Linked DNA regions of Homo sapiens: region 2 is linked to region 1. Evidence: chromatin loops called from intact Hi-C (ENCODE). Cell type or tissue: heart right ventricle. All regions are shown on one strand. Each heading gives the region's core, and the rest is flanking DNA. Links, peaks and the distances in the headings are about the cores only.

Evidence for each region. Peaks named below come from ENCODE experiments on the same cell type or tissue, not always from the same donor. Only the 100,000 strongest peaks of a DNase experiment are listed, where the experiment ranks them.
Region 2: a loop joins it to region 1, with 3.0 times the contacts of the local background. A loop is called at or near these places in 37 of 110 quality-filtered maps.

The regions. Positions count from the first base shown.
Region 1 is chr7:75,883,170-75,894,703 of GRCh38, reverse strand. It overlaps RHBDD2 (rhomboid domain containing 2), which reads right to left. Exons shown (of 4, transcript NM_001040456.3): 3 at 10,856-11,006; 4 at 5,778-6,712. The coding sequence ends at 6,355. Among named protein-coding and RNA genes, the nearest start is that of RHBDD2, 9.9 kb to the right of the region's middle. In heart right ventricle, for the core only: no CTCF peak of the experiment used is centred there; a DNase peak (open chromatin) is centred at 6,099; H3K27ac peaks cover 1,297 bases.
Region 2 is chr7:75,997,169-76,008,702 of GRCh38, reverse strand. It overlaps STYXL1 (serine/threonine/tyrosine interacting like 1), which reads left to right. Exons shown (of 9, transcript NM_001317785.2): 6 at 3,299-3,444; 7 at 4,848-4,945; 8 at 7,701-7,813. Among named protein-coding and RNA genes, the nearest start is that of TMEM120A, 8.3 kb to the right of the region's middle. RefSeq lists enhancers at 38-217, 7,398-7,898. In heart right ventricle, for the core only: no CTCF peak of the experiment used is centred there; no DNase peak of the experiment used is centred there.

The DNA of each region.
Region 1 (11,534 bases), core at 2,225-10,224:
TCCAGCCTGGGCGACAGAGCGAGCCTCCGTCACAAAAAAACAAAAAACAAAAACAAACAAAAAAACAAACAAAATTTAGCCGGCCATGGTGGCAGGTGCCTGTAGTCCCAGCTGCTCAGGATGCTGAGGCAGGAGAGTCGCTTGAACCCAGGAGGTGGAGGTTGCAGTGAGCCGAGATCGTACCACTGCACTCCAGCCTGGGCAACAGAGCGAGACTCTGTCTCGAAATAATAATAATAATAATAATAATAATAATAATAATAATAATAATTTCATGAGAAACCATAAGGCCGAGTTCACATTCCTAGTCCTCAGAGTTCCACGCTTGGGGATGTGGTGTCACTTGTCCCCACTCCCCGGCCCCATGGGCCACTGGCTGCCTTTCTCTTCCCACCGCTGCTCAGTCTGCACCATTTGGGGCCTCCTGCACCCTCCCCCCTTAGATGTCCTGGCCCACACACTCACACTTGGGACACACCCTCTGCCAACAGCAGCCCCTGGGCCTGGGATGGGCACACTGCTGGGGGATTTGTCCTCAGGAGGATGGACTCGGGTTGAGGTCCACAACACCCCTAGAGCCAGGCAGGGGGCCCTAAGAGCAGAGAATTCCAGGATCCCAGGGCGTGCTCCAGAAGCCAGGAGCATGGGTTTCAGGCTAGCATGGCCCTGAGAAGCACAGGAACCAGGCAGGGGCCCCTTTGCTCAGGCCCAAAGACCATAGTGTGCAAAGGCATGCATGCGTATGCACACACATACACACACTCACATACACTTCCCATGTCAAGGTTTGTCTGCAGAGGGAGCTTCACCCACCCATCTTCCTAGCTCATCTTTCCAGCTCTCCCTGTCCTGTCCTGGACCTCTGGGCCTTTCCCCAGGACCTTCTCCCCTACCTTTTGTGTTTGAGAGAGTCTCGCTCTGTCACCCAGGCTGGAGTACAGTGTCACGATCTTGGCTCACTGCAACCTCTGCTTCCCAGGTTCAAGTGATTCTCCCACCTCAGCCTCCCAAGTAGCTGGGACTGTAGGCGCCTGCCACTACACCTGGCTAATTTCTTTTGTATTGTTTGGTAAAGACGGGGTTTCGCCATCTTGGCCAGGTGCAGGTCTCCAACTCCTGATCTCAAGTGACCCACCGAACTGGGCCTCCCAAAGTGCTGGGATAACAGGCGTGAGCCACCACACCTGGCCTAAATTAGCCAGGCATGGTGGCGCATGACTGTAATCCCAGCTACTCGGGTGGCTGAGGCACGAGGATTGCTTGAACCTGGGAGGCGGAGGTTGCAGTGAGAAAGCAAACCTCCTTCTCTTTGCTGGCTTCCTCGAGAGGGCAGAGAGGGGAAGAGTGTGGGGCACTCAGGTCGTGGGACATCTGGGCTCCCTCCTTTCAGTGGGGAGTCTGGCTCTGTCCTCCCCAACCTCTACCGGTAGGTAACCTTTCTGTGCACCTGGAGCCCTGTGAGTGAACAAAATATGGACCACACCTGGGAGCAACAAAGGACTCACAGGAGCCTCAAGGGTTTTAAATTGCCTTTCCTGCCAACCGCAGGAATGCGCCCTGGCCAGGCATAGAGAGGAGGAGTGGGCCTGTCACATGGCACTGAGAAAGTGCAGCTCACCTTTCCGCCGAGATGCCAGCCACGTGAAAGAGCCAGTCCCCCGGGGTGAGGCCTGGGGCTCAGGCACTGGGCTCAGACTCCCTGGCCCCAGTTCTGTGCACAGTAAAATGATCAGAGAAACCTTATCGTGGTCACTACCACCCACAGCGTCAAGTTGAAACCCTCAGGCTGGCCTTCCAAGCCCTTCCCACCCCGGCCTGGGTGGCCTCTCCACGTCCTCTGAGCCAGCCCTGTGTAATCTCCCACACTCCACTTTCTTGTCCTAACAGGCGGGACACAGCTGTTTTTGGTGCACACCGCCCTCTTCCCCTGGAACGTCTTTTTCTTTTCTTTTTCTTTCTTTTTTTTCTGAGACAGTATTTCTCTGTCACCCAGGCTGGACTGCAGTTGCACAATCTCGGCTCACTGTAACCTCTCGTGTTCAAGCAATTATCCTGCCTCAGCCTCCTGAGTAGCTGGGATTACAGGTGTGCACCAGCACACCCAGCTAATTTTTGTATTTTGAGCAGAGATGGGGTTTCGCCATGTTGGCCAGGCTGGTCTGGAACGCCTGACCTCGTGATCCAGCAGCCCTGGCCTCCCAAAGTGCTGGGGTTACAGTCGTGAGCCACCACGCCCAGCCTGGAACATCTTTTTCTACGTTCCATAGGTCTGGCCAGCCCTTGAGGCCAGCAGAGACCTTGCCTGGGTCCTACAGGACTGGCTGCTTCTCCCAGAACTGGTACCTCCTGGCATTACCGTGGGTTTCTGTCTCCCTTAGAGACTGTGCTGGGACCAGGTCTTAGTCACCTCTGTGTCCCCAGCCCCTGGGATAAGGCCAGAATGTAGTACATGCTCAGTAATTATTTGATGAGAGAATGAATGAGTGAGCGAATGAATGAATGCGTGAAAGGGTGAGGGAGGGGGTGACCAGGACTCAGGCTCCTGGGATCTGTGGCCTTTGGCTGTGAGTTCCCCATTAGGCCAGGCAGACAGGTCATCAGGACGCAGAGCACCAAGCAATAAGCATGGGTGGGGCCTCCCAAGCCCACGCTGTCCTTGTGCAGATGTCCAGGGCAACAAACATTTATTGAGCACCTGCTGTTTGCATCACCCGTGCCATGCTCCTGCAGCCACTTTGTCATGTTGGGTGGGCGTGCTTGGCCCATTCCCTCCTGGCTCTCTGTTCTCCCTGTCCACCTGGAAGCTCTTCACCTGCTTCTCTTCTTGGATTCCTTCAGGTCTCAGCAGAAATGTCACCTTCCCAGGGAGGCCATCCTTGACCACTGGATTTACAGTTGCTGCTCTTTTTTTTTTTTTCTGTGACAGAGTCTCACTCTGTTGCCCAGGCTGGAGTGCAGTGGTGCGATCTCAGCTCACTGCAACCTCCACCTCCTGGATTCGAGTGATTCTCCCGCCTCAGCCTCGCGGGTAGCTGGGACTAGAGGCGCCCGCCACCACGCCCGGCTAATTTTTTTTTTTTTTTTTTTTAGTAGAGATGGTTTTTCACTATGTTGACCAGACTGGTCTTGAACTCCTGACCTCAAGTGATCTGCCCGCCTCAGCCTCCCAAAGTGTGGGATTACAGGCGTGAGCCACTGTGCCCGGCATGTTCTTTAAATGAAAGAATGATTCAGTAAACAGATGGGCGTGTGAAGGAATGACATAGCTCAACCCACGGCTCCCACAGCCTTTATCTTGCCTTGTAATTACCTGCAAATCAACTTCCTACACGGTACTCAGTTCCTTAGAGCAGGGGTTCGCAACCTCAGGGACCACCAACTGGCACCAGTCTACCCATCTGTCACTGTCTCCCATCACCCCCAGATGGGACCCTCTAGTTGCAGGAAAACAAGCTCAGGGCTCCCACTGATTCTGCATTATGGTGAGTTGTATAATTATTTCATTGTATATTAACAATGTAATAATAAAGTGCACAATAAATGGAATGCACTTGAATCATCCTGAAACCATCCCCATACCTGTCTGTGGAAAAATTATCTTCCACGAAACCGGTCCCTGGTGCCAAAAAAGTTGGGGACCACTGCCTTAGAGTATAAGGGCAAGCCTTTCTTCTGATGTCCGCGCTGAGGAGCAGAGCCTACCTGAGGTTTGCAGAGCGAGCAGGGCATGAATCTGCTTCTCTGCTGCCCTCCGCCAACCGAGCAGGGAAACTGATAATGTCTGGAAGCTTCTCTGGCCGCTGTGGGTCCTGCCCTGTCTGGGGATGGGAGGGGAGGGGTTTCCAGCATGTTGGGGGTAATGCTTTCACTTATGCTTAATGAGCTGTGCTCTCCATCCTCCTAACAGCCAGAGGACATGGTTAGTACCCTCCCACCCTCCCTCCACAGCCCCCCTCTCTTTCCATGGAAGGGTTGGTCCTCAGGATCCTGCTGATCCCCAGCTTGTCAGGCCATGCTGGGCTGGGGGCCTCCTCTGCGCCCCTGAAGTGCTGCTTCGCCCCATCACAGCTTTGCAGGGCACTGAATGACAAATGTTTTTTTTTGAGAGGGAGTCTTGCTCTGTCACCCAGGCTGGAGTGCAGTGGTGTGACCTCAGTTTGCTGCAACCTCTGCCTCCTGGGTTCAAGCAATTCTCTTGCCTTGGCCTCCCGAGTAGCTGGGACTACAGGCGTGTGCCACCATGCTCAGCTAATTTTTTTTTTTGAGATGGAGTCTCACTCTGTCACTCAGGCTGGAGTGCAGTGGCATGATCTCGGCTCACTGCAACCTCCGCCTCCCTGCCTCAGCCTCCCGGATAGCTGTGATTACAGGCGCCCACCACCACGCCCGGCTAATTTTTGTAAATAGAGACAGGGTTTCACCATCTTAGCCAGGCTGGTCTTGAATTCCTGACCTCGTAATCCACCAGCCTTGGCCTCCCAAAGTGCTAGGATTACAGATGTGAGCCACTGCGCCCGGCCAATTTTTGCATTTTTAGTAGAGATGGGATTTCACCATGTTGGCCAGGCTGGTCTTGAACTCCTGACCTCAAGCGATCCGCCCACCCAGACCTCCCAAAGTGCTGGAATGACAGGCGTGAGTCACTGAGCCCGGCCTGAATGATAATTATTTTCCATTTCTTCTGCTCCAATGAGCTCCCCAAGGGCGGGCATCACCTATTCATCCGTTCATTCCACTCATATTTATTGAGTGCCAGGCCCCATGCTAGGGGCTCCCTGCGCACATGGGGCTCATCATCATTGAGCCTCCGGCTTGGCACAGAATCAGTGAATGGTTTCCGGACATGGGCATATTAGTGGATGATTTGACAGGCAAATGGGAGAAGGGGTTGGGATGGCCTCCAGAGCTTCCAAAATGCACGTGAGGGTGAGAAAGGGTCCCACTGTGAGCTGACTCCAGGCTGTGTTGTGCATTGTGGCCAGACTAAGGAAAAGTCCCAAGGAACAAAGAGATTTAAAAACCAGGGCCACACACAGTGGCACACCCTCTCACCCCAGCGCAGGCCCCTTCTTGCTCATGTCTGAGGCCCCCCCAGGCGTGGGCCCGTCACGGCCCCACCCTCACCAGGCTGGATGGGCTTGGGGTTCTGTCTTATACATGTCCAAAGACCTAAAACCTATCAGAAAGCCAGTCTAGAATGGGCCATCCAGCTCCTGGGATAAATGAAGGCCACGTGTTACTAGGTCCACAAAACACCAGGCAGCTGGCATGCCTTCTCAACACAGCCTGCCGTGAGGAGCCCCAGCTGTCCTCAAGGGCTGGCCAGGTGAGTGACAGCTCAGCCACACTCATCAGTGCCCTGCACTGTCTCATAGAGGCCCCCCGCCCCTCACTCCTGGTTCCTGGTCAACATGGCCAACAGGAGACACTGGTGGTAAAGCCAGCGTCTTCTCCCGTCTTGCTTCAGGGACATCGCCAGCAGTGCCCATGTCCTTCTTGGCACAGCCCTGCCAGCAGCCCTCCTAACTGTAGTCCCAGCTTCTGGGCTCTGGCAACACCCCTCTCTCTCAGGGCAGCAGTGGCTCCTGCTGGTACCCATCTCAGTTGCCTGCTCCCCACGAGACCCCCATTCCTGACCCACTGGGCCCTGGTCACCTGCCTGACCTGGCCCTGGTGCATCTCTCCTCTCTGCCGCCACACCACACATTGCCACTGCCCAGATCTCAGCGCACTCCCTCTTCCCCAGCCAGACCACAAAGGAAGCACACGCCAGCACGGCAGGTCAGAGGCTGTTTCTTTATACAAAGGCAGACAACATGGACACCTCAGCATGCTGCTGCAGTTCATGGGGGCCCATCCCACCGCTTCTGGGGAGAGGAATCGGGGTGGGGGCGCCCGCAGCAGGGGAGAGACACTACACAGGCCTGGGACCGCCAAGCACACCAGCTGCGAGCTCCTGAAGGGCAGACACATGGACACACGGACACTGAAACCACGAGCACGGCACAGCCACAGGGAGGAATGGTGGAGCTGGGGACAGACATCGGCAGCTACTGCCAACTGCTGCCCTCTTCTGCCACGAGTTCCTTGGCGAGGAGCCTTGTCCGTGTTACTAAAGAGCCACGTGACTTTATCTGATGGCAGAACGTCTCGCTTTCTGCATCTGTAAGCTGGGCCAGTACACCGTACTCCACAGGGCTGCCGTGAGTACAGATGAGACTGAAACAGGGGCATTGATCAAAGTACCCAACACAGAGCCTGGCACATAGAGGTGTTCAATAAGTAACTTTTGTCAGGAGACTCTTAGGGAGGACCTTCAGAAGGCCAAGTGAGATGACTTCCCTAGAAATTCTCTCAGGGCATGGGGACCCTGGAGGACTCCTTGGAGCCTGCAGCCCCTGGTGTGCCCAAGGCCCCAGAATACACCGTGCCAGGGCTGTTCACAGGCGTGGGGGGCTGGATGCCCAGGGAGGTGCCCGCAGAAGCTGGGTAGACACTGGAGGAGGTGGGGTTTGGACCAAAGTGGTTCTGCACATAGCACAGGCCGGAGGCAGGCTGGTACGGAGGCAAGGTGGGCATGTGCCCGGGGGTGCAGGAGGGCCAGGAGGCCAGCTTCTGACCACTGGCGTGCTGCGTCTGGGACACAGGGTGGCTTGGGGACAGGTGAGGGTGGCAGCTCTGTGTGGGGTAGGAGCCAGGCACCGGGTTCAGTCTGGAATGGAACAAGAGAGAAAATGGTCCTTCAGCGAGTCTTGGCAAGGTCATGGCATCTTGTGCTTGAGGTTGCCCCCGCTTTCTAGTACAACATGCCTTGGATGTTTTCTGTGACTTGCTCTAAGTACCAAGTGGGAGAAAGGTTAACCTCAACCAATCAGACCACAGATGCCCAGGGAGGGTGGGGCCAGTTGCAGTCCTGCAGCAAGGGAGTTGTATGAAAGGACACTGGACCTGCCACTGAGACCACCGGAGGGGTGACCTGCTCACAGCAGCTTCTAAACCAGATGGAGCGTTGGGACCAGGTCACAGCTGCCAGTGCCTGTGTGGCTGGCTCGACAATTCTGCCCAAAGAGAACGGATTCAGGCTGGGCATGGTGGCTCACACCTGCAATCCCAGCACTTTGGGAGGCCAAGGCGGGTGGATCATCTGAGGTCAGGAGTTCGAGACTAGCCTGGCCAACATGATGAAACCCGGTCTCTACTAAAAATTAAAAAAAAAAAATTAGCCAGGTGTGGTGGCAGGCGCCTGTAGTCCCAGCTACTCAGAAGGCTGAGGCAGGAGAATCGCTTGAACCTGGGAGGCAGAGGTTGCAGTGAGCCAAGATTGTGCCACTGCACTCCAGCCTGGGTGACAGAGCAAGACTCTGTCTCAAAAAAAAAAATTGTTTTTTTTTTTTTTTAATTAGCCAGGTCTGGTGGCATATGCTTCTAGTCCCAGGTACTTAAGAGGCTGAGGTAGGAGGACTGCTTAAACCCAGAAGTTTGAGGCTGCAGTGAGTTATGACTGTGCCACTGCACTCCAGCCTAGGCAACAGAGCAAGACCATGTGTAAAAAAAAAAAAAAAAAAAAAATTATCTATCAACAAGAGCCTCTGAGGAGACAAGCTGTCCAAACGGCCATCTTGCTGACAAAATAAACATGCGTGTCATGACATGGCCCTGGACCCACTGTCAGGCTGCCTGAAACACAATATTCTGAGTGTCTGCAGCAGGCACCAGACCTGAGGGACTGGACTCCATGTCACGTGGGGAACACAGAAGGAACACCATCTTCCTCTTAAACCCTAAGATCTGCCTGTCACAGTGAGGCAGGATCAGACCTGGCACTGGGTGTGGCAGTGTCTGTGAGGCTGATTGCAATTCAGCATGGAAGAACTCTTTTTTTTTTTTTTTGAGACGGAGTCTCGCTCTTTTGCCCAGGCTGGAGTGCAGTGGCGCGATCTCGGCTCACTGCAAGCTCCACCTCCCAGGTTCACACCATTCTCCTGGCTCAGCCTCCCGAGTAGCTGGGACTACAGGTGCCCACCACCGCACATGGCCAATTTTTTGTATTTTTAGTAGAGATGGGGTTTCACCGTGTTAGCCAGGATGGTCTCGATCTCCTGATCTCGTGATCCACCCGCATCAGCCTCCCAAAGTGCTGGGATTACAGGTGTGAGCCACCGCGCCCGGCCCTTCAGCATGGAAGAACTTTCTCATCAGGGCCAGTCTTGGAGAGTGAGCTCTTGTATGTGAGATACAGCTGGAGACCACCATCAGCTATTACAGAGGGGATTCCTTGGTGACAGACAGTTCTCCAGATTCAATGAGAACAACTAAAACCCACAAAACACCTAGTCCTAAATGTACAGTCTCCCCCACATTGAGACCCCAGGAATTACTTGCCTGAAGCAATAATGCGGTGAGTCCGCATTTCTGTTTTCCCAGCAGCCCTCCTGGCCTTTTAGAAAAATAGTCCAAGGGCTCTGAGCTGTTGACAGCTGGGAGCACCTCTTGGAAGAAGCTCTAAGGGCAGCTTCCTATTCAACAAAAACCCCACATCCAGGCCAGCGTGCAGGGGAAAATTTACTCCACAGCTGGTGGCGGGCCAAAAAGGGCCAAGGACCAAGCACCTTGCCTTCTGATACACTTTGGATGTTTCCTCTGCTCCAAATCATGTGCTGAAATGGATCTTTAGCCGGGTATAGTGGCACGCGCCTATAATTCCAAGTACTTGGGAGGCTGAGACAGGAGAATCACTTGAACCCAGGAGGTGGAGGTTGCAGTGAGCTGAGATCACGCCACTGCACTCCAGCCTGGGCCACAGAGTGAGACTCCATTTCAAAAAAAAAGAAACGTGATTCCCAGTGTTCCAGCACTAGAGGTGGAGCTCAGTGGGAGGCGTCTGGGTCACGGGGGCAGACCTTGCGTGAGTGGCTTGGCTTCTTCCCCGTAGTAATGAGTTCTCCCTCTGAGTTTAGGTAAGAGCTGGGTGTTTAAGAGCCCAGCACCTCCCTCCCTCTCTCAATGTGTGGTGCCGCCTCCCCTTGCCCTATGATTGGAAGCTGCCTGAGGCCGGTGCCATGATCCTAGTGTAGCCTACGAAGCCATGAGCCAAATAAACCTCTTTTCTTATAAATGACCCAGGCTCAGGTATTTCTTTATAGCAATACAAAATGGATGAACACGCCTTTCCCAGCGAGCTCCTTTTTTGGGGGGAGGACCACTGAAGGAAAGAAAAAATCCTACACTGTGAGGTCTCAGCATGGACAGAAACCAGCGGAGAACTCAGAGGCAGGAGGCACTGGGAACAGGGGAGAGGGAGGGAGGTGGCCTCCTAAGCAGGGGACGTGCTTCCAGATGGCCCCTCTCCTGACTCTGTTACCTGGAAACAGAGTGGGTGAGAAAGACCCTTGTCTTCTTTGGGCCTCCTCTATAAAATGAAGCAGCCAGGCCACACAAGCTCTGGCGGCTTACCAGCACTTTCCATCTGTGAGTTAATCAGCCAACTGGAAAACAGTAAACCTCACCAGAAAACCTGGGCTGGGCCACCTCCTAAGCAGCCTAGTTGGCTGTGTGGACTGTCTGCACCTTTTTTTTTTTTTTTTTCTTGGGAGACAGTGTCTTGCTCTGTCAACCAGGCTGGAGTGCTGTGGTGTGATCTCGGTGCACTGCAACCTCCACCTCCCAGGTTCGAGTGATTCTCCTGCCTCAGCCTCCTGAGTAGCTGGGATTACAGGCAACCACCACCACGCTTGGATAATTTTTGTATTTTTAGCAGAGATGGGGTTTCATCACGTTGGCCAGGCTCGTCTCAAATTCCTGACCTTATATGATCTGCCCACCTTGGCCTCCCAAAGTGCTGGGATTACAGGCGTGAGCCATCGCACCCAGCCCTATCTGCACTTATCGAGGCTATTGTGTGTCACAGCCCAGGCTGACCTGCAGCAGGTATGTGTCTAATGTCAATTAGATGGGGGCCCTCCTGCCCAGCCTATCTACAAGTCACTCAGGATCACATGTTAAGTGTCCTCAAATGCCTTCCCTTTCCTGCTGTTGCTACTTCAGAAGCAGTTGTGCAGAATCCAGAATGCTCAGAAGACATCTGTGCATTATTTTCCAATCTGCCGCACCTCATTTCTTTATCACTTACGGCAATAAACCAGCCACACCCTCTGCATGCCCTGGAGTTGCTTTAATAATAAGGTTAGGCCAGGCTCAGTGGCTCACACCTGTAATCCCAGTACTTTGAGAAATCAAGGAAGGATGGATTGAGACCAGGAGTTTGAGACCAGCCTTGGTAACACAGTGGAGACCCTGTCCCTACAAAAAATTTAAGTTAGCTAGGCATGATGGTATGTGCCTGTAGTCTCAGTTACTTGGGAGGCTGAGGTGGGAGGATCACTTGAGTCCACGAGTGTGAGGCTGTAGCGGGCTATGATCATACCACTGCAATCCAGCCTGGGCAACAGGGCAAGACCCTGTCCTCAAATAAAAAAAAGAATAAAAAAACAGAATAAGATTTGACAGCATTTGGCCGGGGGCAGTGGCTCACGCCTGTAATCCCAGCACTTTGGGAGGCCGAGGCAGGTAAATCACAAGGTCAGGAGTTCGAGACCAGCCTGGCCAACATGGTGAAACCCCATCTCTACTAAAAATACAAAAAAATTAGCTGGATGTAGTGGTGGGCACCTGTAATCCCAGACACTGAGGAGACTGAGGCAGAAGAATCACTTGAACCTGAAGCAGAGGTTGCAGTGAGCCGAGATTGTGCCACTGCACTACAGCCTGGGTGACAGAGTGAGACTCCGTCTCAAAAAAAAAAAATAATTTTTTTTTTAAAAAAGATTTAACAGCACTTAAGAGTTCTGTCACTTACTTCCGGCTCTGGGCTGCCCTCCTCTCGGCTGAAGACCCTGAGACGTACTTGAACACGGATATCCTCCTCATCAGGCTGAAGGGGAAGGTCTGATCGAGCTTCAGTGCCACTCGCTCTGAGAGGTCGATGGAATAGCAGTAGGTGAGGCCATCTGAGGTTGGCGTGTTAAGTGAAACTGGAGGCAGCAAAGGGAGGAGGGCCGAACACTCCCCGGGGAGAACACAGGTTCCCACTCACTCTACAGAAGCCTTCATGCTTAGCACGCTGCACACTCTGGCTGGAGTTTGCAGCTCAGGGGAAACCCAGAGCCAAAGGTTTGTTTTTTTTTTTGAGATGGAGTCTCACTCTAGCAGCCCAGGCTGGAGTGCAGTGGTGTGATCTTGGCTCACTGCAAGCTCCGCCTCCCAGATCACACCATTCTCCTGCCTCAGCCTCCAGAGTAGCTGGGACTACAGGTGCCCGTCACCACACCCAGCTAATTTTTGTATTTTCAGTAGAGACAGTGTTTCACCATATTGGCTAGGCTGGTCTTAAACTCCTGACCTCGTGATCTGCCTGCCTCAGCCTCCCAAAGTGCTAGTATTACAGGCGTGAGCCACTGCGCCTGACCCCAGAGCCAAAGGTTTCTACTCACTGTGCCTCACCGGGAATGAATGCGCCCAGCAGCAGGGGGTATTAA
Region 2 (11,534 bases), core at 1,798-9,797, 110 kb before region 1:
GAAATTGAAAGGGGGATTTCATTTGGCACCAGCAAGCTGAGCGTCCATCCGGGTTAGGGGCAGCCCACATGCTGGAGTAAATTGGGCCTGCCCGCAGGCAGTGGGGGGTCATGCATCTCCGTGTCACAGGCTGGAGAACTGGCTCAGCTTGGTGTCTGTTCTTTACTAATGGCTTTCGAAGCTGGTAGCTTGGGAAGGATGTGGGCTTGCAGAGGGTTCACTGCCGTGGGGAAGGGAGTGAGATGTGCTGAGTTCAGGTGGCTCTGAAGGACCCACACGCCTGAGGTCCTTAAAATGTTATTTCTGAGTCAGACTTAGAGCCAGGGGACTTTTGGAACTGATTTTGATCTTTGGCAAAGGTCAGCATTTTCTGTGGTGTAATAATGGAGAAAGTGGTCTCTAATCAGAGCCTCATGGAAACATCAAGTTATCCAGTTGGAGTGGATTTCTCTACTGCAGAGCTTCTTTGAGATTTTTTTTTTTTTTTTTTTTTTTTTTTTTTTGAGATGGAGTTTTGCTCTTGTTGCCCGGGCTGGAGTGCAATGGCACAATCTTGGCTCACTGCAGGCTCCACCTCCTGGGTTCAAGTGATTCTCCTGCCCCAGCCTCCCGAGTAGCTGGGATTACAGGCGTGCACTGTCACACCTGGCTAATTTTTGTATTTTTAGTAGAGACAGGGTTTCACCATGTTGGTCAGGCTGGTCTCAAACTCCTGACCTCAAGTGATCCACCCACCTCAGCCTCCCAAAGTGCTGGGATTATAAGCATGAGGCACTGTGCCCGGCTATTTTTTTTTTTTTTTTTTTGAGAGACAGGCTGGAGTGCAGTGATGCGGTCATAACTCTCTGTAACCTCAAACTCCTGTGGGATCCTCCCACTTCAGCCTCCTGAGTAGCCGGGAGTACAGCCATGTGCCACCATGCCTGGCGAATTTTTTATTTTTTGTAGAGACAAGGGTCTTGCTGTGTTACCCAGGCTGGTCTTGAACTCCTGGGTTCAAGCGATCCTCCCACCTTGGCCTCCCAAAGTGCTGATATCACAGGCATGAGCAGCCACTGTGCCCAACTTCTTTGAACCTTTGATTGCTAATGTACGTGTTGTTTCCGAGAGAGGAATCATAGATACAGCTGTCCGTTTGTACAGTTGTCCAGTATCCATGGAGGTTGGTTCCAGGGCCCCCAATAGATACCAAATCCTTGGATCTTCAACTCCCTGATACAAGATGGTGTAGTATTTGCGTCTAACCTAAGCGTATCGTCTCGTATACTTTATTTATTTGAGACAGAGTCTCACTCTGTTGCCAGGCTGGGGTGCAGTGGCATGATCTCATCTCACTGCAACCTCCACGTCCCAGGATCAAGTGATTCTCCTGCCTCAGCCTCCCGAGTAGCTGGGACTACAGGCATGCACCATCATGCCTGGCTAATTTTTGTGTTTTTCGTGGAGATGGGGTTTCACTCGTTGGCCAGGTTGGTCTCAAGCTCCTCACCTCAGGTGATGCGCCTGCCTCGGCCTCCCAAAGTGATGGGGTTACAGATGTGAGCCACCTCACCTGGCCCCTCTTGTGTATACTTTAAATCATCTCTAGATTATTTATAATACCTAATACAATGTACATGCTATGTAAATAATTGTTATACTGTATCGTTTAGGGAATAATGACAAGAAAAAAAGTCTGTACATGTTCTGTACAGATGCAACCATGAATTATTTTTCTGGATATTTTTCATCCAAGGTTGCTTGAATATATGGATGTGGAACACACAGATTGCATTTGGTTATCTGAACCCCTGAACCCTTTTCTCATAGTGCCTTATGGGGGACTAGTGTTTCTTAGAACACACTTTGGGAAATGTAGAGATAATCCTTGTCTGTGTTTCAAATAAACGAAAGTTTTTTGTTGTTGTTGTTGTTGTTTTGTTTTTTTTTTTTTTTTTTTGAGACGGAGTCTCATTCTGTCGCCCAGGCTGGAGTGCAGTGGCACAATCTCAGCTCACTGCAAGCTCCGCCTCCCAGGTTCATGCCATTCTCCTGCCTCAGCCTCCCAAGTAGCTGGGATTACAGGTGCCCGCCACCATGCCCGGCTAATTTTTTGTATTTTTTAGAAGAGACGAGGTTTCACCGTGTTAGCCAGGATGGTCTCGATCTCCTGACCTCGTGATCCGCCCACCTCAGCCTCCCAAAGTGCTGGGATTACAGGCTTGAGCCACTGCGCCCGGCAAACGAAAGTTTTAATGATAACTTTGGACCTGGAACTCAGGAAGCTCCCATTTAAGTAGGTGTCTTGTTCTCTCTACCCCTCTGCACATACACTGGCTTCATTTCTGGGCATGCAGGGTGGCTCACATGTGTATCCCAACACTTTGGGAGGCTGAGGCAGGAGGATCACTACAGGCCAGGAGTTCGAGGACAGCTTGGGCAACATAGTGAGACCCCATCTCTACAAAAGATAAAAGTATCAAAATTAGCTGAGTATGGTCATGCGCACCTGTAGTCCCAGCTACCTGGGAGGCTGAGGTAGGAGAAGCATTTGAGCCCAGGAAGATAAGACTGCAGCGAGCTATGATTGAGCCACTTGCACTCCAGCCTGGGTGACAGAGTGAGAGACCCTGTATCTTTAAAAAAAGAAAAGAAAAGAAAAAGATGGGTTGAGCACAGTGGCTCACGCCTGTAATCCTAGCACTTTGGGCAGCCGAGGCAGGTGGATTACTTGAGGTCAGGAGTTCAAGACCAGCCTGGCCAACATGATGAAACCTCCTCTCTCCTCCTCCACCTCCTCCCTCCTCCTCCTCCTCCTCCTCTCTCCTCCTCCTCCTCCTCTCTCCTCCTCTCTCTTCCTCCTCTCTCCTCCTCTCTCTTCCTCCTCCTCTCTCTTCCTCCTCCTCCTCCTTCTCTCTCTCTCTCGATGCTTAAATTCTGGTGGTCTTAAGAGAGCTGTCCCTCTCCATCCTCCTGAGCCCCCAGTACATGCTGGGTTGTTACAGTTCTGGGCCACAGCGTCCTCACTGCAACCTTTGTGCACCTGGCCAAGTGTAAACAGTTGCCACGGAGGGAATGGACACCAGTGCTGAGACCCAGCGCTCTGCACGATGAGGCTCAGTCCTTTCGTCATGACTCGCCCTGTGCCACCCCATGCAAGTTACCGTGTGCCAATCTCTTTCAAAGTCTGGATCTCCGTCACATTCACTGTCCTGGAACTGCCCTTTTACGCTCGTTTGCTGAGCTGTGTTTCAAGAGATAGACATCCCTCTTCCCTGAGGAATATGCTCATAGCTGCCTTTCTCCCTCCACACTTCAGGAACTGGATGCATTTCAGCCATACCCCATTGAAATCGTGCCAGGGAAGGTCTTCGTTGGCAATTTCAGTCAAGCCTGTGACCCCAAGATTCAGAAGGACTTGAAAATCAAAGCCCATGTCAATGTCTCCATGGATACAGGGCCCTTGTAAGTAAAGAGAAACTACTGATTTATATTTCATTTTATTTTTTATATAATATTTAAATTTATTTTATTTATTTTTTTTAATTTTATTATTATTACACTTTACGTTTTAGGGTACATGTGCACAATGGGCAGGTTTGTTACATATGTATACATGTGCCATGTTGGTGTGCTGCACCCATTAACTCGTCATTTAGCATTAGGTATATCTCCTAATGCTATCCCTTCCCTTTAGTTTTTATTTTATTATTATTATTTTTTGAGACGGAGTCTCACTCTGTCACCCAGACTGGAGTGCAGTGGCACAATCTCGGCTCACTGCAAGCTCCGCCTCCTGGGTTCACGCCATTCTCCTGCCTCAGCCTCCCCAGTAGCTGGGACTACAGGCGCCCGCCACCACGCCCAGCTAGTTTTTTGTATTTTTAGTAGAGATGGGGTTTCACCGTGTTAGCCAGGATGGTCTCGATCACCTGACCTTGTGATCATCCCGCCTTGGCCTCCCAAAGTGCTGGGATTACAGGCATGAGCCACCGCGCCTGGCCTATTTTATTATTTTTTGAGATGGGGTCTTGCTCTGTCACCCAGGCTGGAGTGCAGTGGCACAATCTTGGCTCACTGCAACCTCCGCCTCCAGGGTTAAGTGATTCTCCTGCCTCAGCCTCCCCAGTAGCTGGGACTAAAGGTGTGTGCCATCATACCCGGCTAATTTTTGTAGTTTTTAGTAGAGACAGGGTTTCAAAATGTTGCCTGGGCTGGTCTCGAACTCCTGACCTCAAGTGATCTGCCTGCCTTGGCCTCCCAAAGTGCTGGGTTTACAGGTGTGAGCCACCATGCTTGGCCAAGATAGGTACTTAAAAAAATTTTTTTGGCTGGGTGTGGTGGCTCACACCTGTAATCCCAGCACTTTGAGAGGCCAAGGCGGGTACATAAGCTGAGGTTGGGAGTTTGATGACCAGCCTGGCCAAAATGGTGAAACCCCATCTCTACTAAAAATATAAACATTAGCCGGTTGTGGTGGCACATGCCTGTAATCCCAGCTACTTGGGAGGCTGAAGCAGGAGAATCGCTTGAACCTGGGAGGTAGAGGTTGCAGTGAGCCGAGATCGTGCCACTGCACTCCAGCCTGGGCAACAGAGCGGGAATCTGTCTCAAACAAACAAAAAAAAAGACAAGGGTCTCGCTATGTGATCCTCCCATCTCTGTTTCCCAAATTACTGGGCTTATTCATGAGCCACCACACCCAGCCTGGATGTTTTTTTCCAGGAGAGGTTGAGTTACCTGTGCACATTCCCCCTTACACAAGCTCAGCGTCCTCCCTGTGGCCCTTCTGCTGTGATGAAAACCCCACAATGGGGATGCCTGCATTCTGCATTCCACCTGATGACCTGTGTGGTCCTTCCGTGTAGTTTTGCAGGCGATGCTGACAAGCTTCTGCACATCCGGATAGAAGATTCCCCGGAAGCCCAGATTCTTCCCTTCTTACGCCACATGTGTCACTTCATTGGTAAGGAGCGTTCCTTGGCCGGGTAGCAACTGGCCTGTGTCTGGGAAGCAGAGGGGCAGTGGAGCCTCCTTCACAGGCTTATTCTGGACCGTGATTTCCCCATGCTCTAGAGAGAAAGGGCCCAGCTCGGCATATGCTCCATCTGGGTGGGACAAGCTCCAGGACACGTCCAACTTCTGGGGAGCCCTCAGTGAAACGAGCAACCGTGGTGTTTACCTCGGGGGCAGTGGGGCCCAAGGCTCTGGCCCTGGCTAGATGGCTGTGCCCTTCTGGGCTTGTTGTAAAATGAGAGTGATGGCTACCCACAAGTGCACATGCTCATGGAGGCTCTGGGCTGAGCTCTGGGGACCAGTAGTAAATCTATCTCTCTCCATCCCCGCCTTCATCCTTGGTCTGTGGGATGTCGGTGGAATGGAAGGAAGACTACAAAGCTCTTTCAGTTCTGACTTCCAAGATTTTCTTTGTTTTTGTTTGTTGGTTGGTTGGTGGAGTTGGGGTCTTGCTATGTTGCCTAGGCAGGTCTTGAACTCCTGGCCTCAAGCGATCTTCCTACCTCAGCCTCTCAAGGTGCTGGGATTATAGGCATGAGCCACCACACCCAAGTGATGCCCACCAGTTACTTAACTCATCAAGAGTGGATTTTTTACTCATTCCTGGGGCTCCAGATTGCCAGAGGAGAGTAAGATCTGTAGAGAGAGCAGGGCTGAGTCAGGTCAGAGTCCCCACCCCATGCCTGCCTGTCTGGCACCAACAGCTCCTGGCCTGAGCCACTGTACCAGGGGCTGGAGCATGGCATTTTGGCCCAACCATCCCTTATTTTAAATTTTATTTTTCGAGACGGGGTCTGGCTTGTTCACCCAGGCTGGAGTGTAGTGGCACAATCTTGGCTCACTGCAATCTCTACTTCCTGGGCTCAAGCAATCCTCCTACCTCAGCCTCCCAAGTAGCTGGGACTACAGGCATGCACCACCACGTCCAACTAATTTTTGCATTTTTAGTAAAGATGGGGTTTTGCCATGTTGCCCAAACTGGTCTTGAACTCCTGAGCTCAAGCAATCCACCCACCTCAGCCTCCCAAAGTACTGGGATTACAGGCGTGAGCCACCACACCCAGCCCCAACCATCCTTTATTTGCCCAGTAGATGTCAAATGTTGCTCAACCAGGGCCTGAGGCTGAGACTTCCCATGTGTCCCACCTCGAGATGGCAGAGCCTTGTGGCCCAAGGAGGGACCCCATCTAGCCTGCCTCCCTGGGTAGCACTGAGCCAGTCAATAAATTAAACTGCATGCTCAGTTCCTTTATTCAGATGGTGAGGAAGGTGGCCATCGTCATCTCTGCGTCCTTCTTCAGCCCTGGCAGTCTGTGATTTTGCACTTGGTAGGCTTATCTTCAGTTCCTGAGGGTTGCCAGACCAGCCTCGGGTGCCAGCTTAGATTTCCTCTCCCTGGGCAGGACTCACAGCTTCAGGGGTGCTGTGATTAGAGCTGATATTTCTGTGCCAGGCACTGGGCTCAGCACAGAACAAAACCAAACTGTATGAAGTAGGTAGTATACTGTGATCCCGTTTTCCAGATGAGGACACCGTGGCCTCAAGTAACTTACCCTCCAGCCCGGGCAACATTGTGAGACCCCATCTGTACAAAAAAGTTAGCTGGATATGGTGGCACATGCCTGTGGTCCCAGCTACTCAGAAGGCTAAGGCGGAGGGTTACTTGAGCCCAGGAGTTCAAGGTTGCAGTGAGCTGTGATTACACCACTGCGTTCCAGCCTGGGCAACAGAGCAAGACCCAGTCTCTAAAATAAAATAAATAAAAATAGGCTGGGCACAGTGGTTCTTACCTGTCATTCCAGTACTTTGAGAAGCCAAGGTGGGCAGATCACCCGAGGTCAGGAGTTCAAGACCAGCCTGAACAACATAGTGAGACTGCATGTCTATATTGAAAAAAAAAAAAAAAAAAAAAAAATCAGGCGCAGTGGCTCATGCCTATAATCCCAGCACTTTGGGAGGCCAAGGCAGGCAGATCACCTGAGGTCTGGAGTTGGAGACCAGCCTGGCCAACATGGTGAAACCCCATCTCTATTAAAAATACAAAAAATTAGCTGGGCGTGGTGGCAGGTGCTTGTAATCCCAGGTACTCGGGAGGTTAAGCCAGGAGAATCACTTGAACCCAGGAGGCAGAGGTTGCAGTGAACTGAGATTGTGCCACTGCACTCCAGCCTGGGCAACAAGAGTGAAACTCTGTCTCAACAAAGAAAGAAGGAAAGGAGAGAGAGGAGTAGAGAGGAGAAGAAAGGGGAAAGAAGAGAGGAGATGGGGGAAGGAAAGGAAAGGAAGTAACTTGCCCAAGCCCCACGGCCAGTGAGTGGCAGTCAGGATTGGCACTCAGGCTACACTGGCTCTGTCAGCTCCTGACTGTTTTTGGGATGACGATGGTCCTGTCCGCCCCATACTGGGAGGCCAGTTGGTAGCAGAGCTTCCTGGGCTAGAAACCTGGAGTTCAGGAGAAGGTCTTTGCCTGGTGATGCTGGTTGCCCAGGCATGATTCTCTGGAACTTCCAGCCAGGTCTGAGGGATGCCCACTTGCTAGACAATGAAATGGGCTCCCAGAGAAATCATGGGACTTGCCGAGGTCACGTGGGCTGGTTTTGAACTCATGCTTGGACCACGGGCCCATGGAGGCCAGTGTCTGACAGCAACCCAGGCCCACAGGGAGGAGGGCCAGGCATGACCCAACCCCCCACTTCTTTTTGCAGAAATTCACCATCACCTTGGCTCTGTCATTCTGATCTTTTCCACCCAAGGTATCAGCCGCAGTTGTGCCGCCATCATAGCCTACCTCATGCATAGTAACGAGCAGACCTTGCAGGTATGCGTTCCCCGGGCCAGGCTCGCACCACGGCCACCCCCTGGGAGGTGAGGTCAGAGCGCAACCTGGGAGGAGTGGGGCCCCAGCACTGCTTTGGGAGGAAGAATCCCAGATAACTCCAAGTCTAGGGTGCTCCCCAGTCCGCGTCACCCAAGGGCAAGGCCCCAGTGTTGCATGCTTGAGGCCTGAGGCTGGATATGCAGGGCTGGCCCAGGGACTCAGGCCAGGTCAGGCTGTCCTGCAGCCCCCACTGCTGTCAGGCCGTCCACCTGTGTTTGTTTGGTGTTGCCCAAGGGAGAACTGCTTGGAGTCCCAGAGCTGCAGCACAGGCGCCCACCCACTCCCGTCTATCTCCCTGTACCTTGGGCGCAGGGTCCAGAGAAGAGAGGGAAGCAGGGACCCATCGCAGCAAACCCAGGCGGAACTCGGAGCTCCTAACTCACAGCACCTTTCTCGAGGGCCTGCCCTGCCTGTCACAGCCTGTTCGTGATCCCCAGAGGGCTTGATAGGACCTACAAAGCCCCAACATTTGCCCAGGGATGTTTTTGGGGGAAGGAGAGGGACAAAGAATAAAACTCGTTGGCCAGTGGCTTCGGTTGTTGCCCCCATGTGCACTTTGGGGGTGAAGTTGTAGGCTAGAAAGTCCTTTTTTTTTTTTTTTTTTTTTTTTTGAGATGGAGTCTTGTTCTGTTGCCCAGGCTGGAGTGCAGTGGTGCAATCTCCACCTCCTGGGTTCAAGCGATTCTTGAACCTCCACTGCACCCTCTGCCTCCTGGGTTCAAGCGATTCTCCTGTCTCTGCCTCCCGCGTAGCTGGGATTACAGGTCCGTGTCACCATGCCCGGCTAATTTTTGTATTTTTAGTAGAGACAGGGTTTCACCATCTTGGCCAGGCGATGTGTGGGGTGGTGGTGGGGGATGGGTGGTTTACGATTCTTCCTCCAGGGCCTGTTCTGACCCAGCGAGGACATAGTAAGCCTTTTGACTGCACAGCTCTGCCCCTCACACCACTTTAAAAAAAATTGTGGTTAAAATATACATAACAGGCCGGGCGCGGTGGCTCACGCCTGTAATCCCAGCATTGTGGGAGGCCGAGGCGGGCAGATCACCTGAGGTCAGGAGTTCAAGACCAGCCTGGCCAACATAGTGAAACCCCCTCTACTAAAAATACAAAAATTAGCTGGGCGTGGTGGTGCGTGCCTGTAATCCCAGCTACTCTGGAGGCTGAGGCAGGAGAATCGCTAGAAGCTGGGAGGCAGAGGCAGCAGTGAGCTGAGATTGCACCATTGTACTCCAGCCTGGGTGACAAGAGCGAAACTCTGTCTCAAAAAAAAATATACACACACACACACACACACACACACACACACACACACACATACACACACACACACACACAACAAAAAAATTACCATCTTAACTATTTTAAAATGTATAGCTTAGGAGCATTAAGTACATTCACATTATTGTACAACTAATCTCCCAAACTTTTCCATCTTGCAAACCTGAAACAGCAACTCTTTACTTTCCCCTCTTCATCGCCCCGTGGGAACCACCATTCTACTTTTTGTCTCTGTGAATTTGACTACTCTAGGTACCTTATATAAGTTCCTTCCTTTTAAGGCTGAATAATATTCCATTATATGTGTGGAATTCACCAATAAACCCATCTAGGCTGGGTGCTTTCTGTTTTGGAAGGTTACTAATTATTGATTCAATTTATTATTGTTATTTTATTTATTTATTTTTTTTTGAGACGGAGTCTCGCTCTGTCACCCAGGCTGGAGTACAGTAGCACAATCTCGACTCACTGCAAGCTCTGCCTCCCGGGCTCATGCCATTCTTCTGCCTCAGCCTCCCGAGTAACTGGGACTACAGGCATCTGCCACCACTCAATTTCTTTAATATATGTAGGCCTATTCAGATTGTCTGTTTCTTCTTGTGTGAGTTTTGGCAGTCTGTGTCTTTCAAGGAATTGATCAATCACATTTGTGGATATGAATATTCTTCTATTATCCTTTTAATGTCTGTGGGATCTGTAGCAATGTCTTCTCTTTCACTTCTGTATTAGTAATTTGTGTCTTCTGTTTAAGTTAGCCTGGCTAGCGGTGTATCGATTTTATTGATCTTTTCAAAGAACCGGCTTTTGGTTTTTTTGATTTTCTCTATTGATTTCCTGTTTTCAATTTCATTCTTTGCATGGCGTATCTAGTTTTCCTAGCACCATTTGTTGAAATGACTGTCCTTTTCCCCCATCGAATGGTCTTGGCATACTATCAAAAATTCCTTGACAGGCCCGGTGCAGTGGCTCACACCTGTAATCCCAGCAGGTTGGGAGGCAGAGGTGGGCAGATCACCTGAGGTCAGGAGTTTGAGACCAGCCTGGCTGACATGGCAAAACCTCGTCTCTGCTAAAAATACAAAAATGAGCCAGGCGTGGTGGCACATGCCTGTAATCCCAGTTACTTGGGAGGCTGAGGCACAAGGATCACTTGAACCCAGGAGGCGGAGGTTGCAGTAAGCTGAGATTGCACAATTGCACTCCAGCCTGGGCAACAGAGTGAGACTCAGTCTCAAAAAAAAAAAAAATTGCTTGACCATATAGGTAAGGGTTTATTTCTAGGCTAGGCTGGCTATTCTATTCCACTAGTCTCTTTGTCTTCATGTCCATACCATACTGTTTTGATTACTGTAGTTTTGTTAGACTAAGGTTTGAAATCAGGAAGTGTGAGACCTACAACTTTGTTCTTCTTAAATATTTTTTATGGGGTCCTTTGAGATTCCATATGAATTTTAGGATGGATTTTTCTATTTCTACAAAAAATGTTGTTGGGATTTTGATAGGGATTGCCTTAAACCTGTGGATTACTTTGAGTTGTATTGGCATCTTAATAATATTAAGCTTTCCAACCCATGAACACAGGATGTCTTTTCATTTGTTTGTACCTTTAATTTCTTTCAGCACTGTTTTGGAGTTTTCAGTGTACAAGTCTTTTGCCTCCTTGGTTAAATATTTTATTCTTTTTGATGCTACTGTAAATGGAATTGTTTTCTTAATTTCCTTTTTGAATTGTTTAGTATATAGACATGCAACTAATTTTTGCATGTTGGTTTTGTATCCTGCATCCTTGCTGAATTTATTAGCTGTGTGTGTGTGTTGTGTGTGTGTGTAATCTTTAGGGTTTTCTACATATGAAATCATGTCATCTTCAAACCAGAGGTAAGGTTACTTCTTCCTATCCATTGTAGATGCCTTTTATTTCTTTTTCTTGCCTCATTGTTCTGGCTAGGACTTCTAGGACTATGTTGAACAGAAGTGATGAAAGCAAGCACCCTTGCCTTGTTCCCGATCTTAGAGGAAAAACTTTATCTTTCGCCATTGAGTGTGATGTTAGCTGTGGGCTTCTCATATATGGCCTTTATCAGGTTGACATCACTTCCTTCCTTTTTTGTTTTTGAGACAGAGTCTTGCTCTGTCACCCAGGCTGGAGTGCAGTGGTGCAATCTCGGCTCACTGCAACCTCCGCCTCCCAGGTTCAAGCAATTTTCCTGCCTCAGCCACCCAAGTAGCTGGGATTACAGGCATGTGCCACCATACTTGGCTAATTTTTGCATTTTTTTAGTAGAGACAGGGTTTCGCCACATTGGCCAGGCTAGTCTCGAACTCCTGACCTCAGGTGATCCACCCGTCTCGGCCCCCCAAAGTGCCAGGATTACAGGCA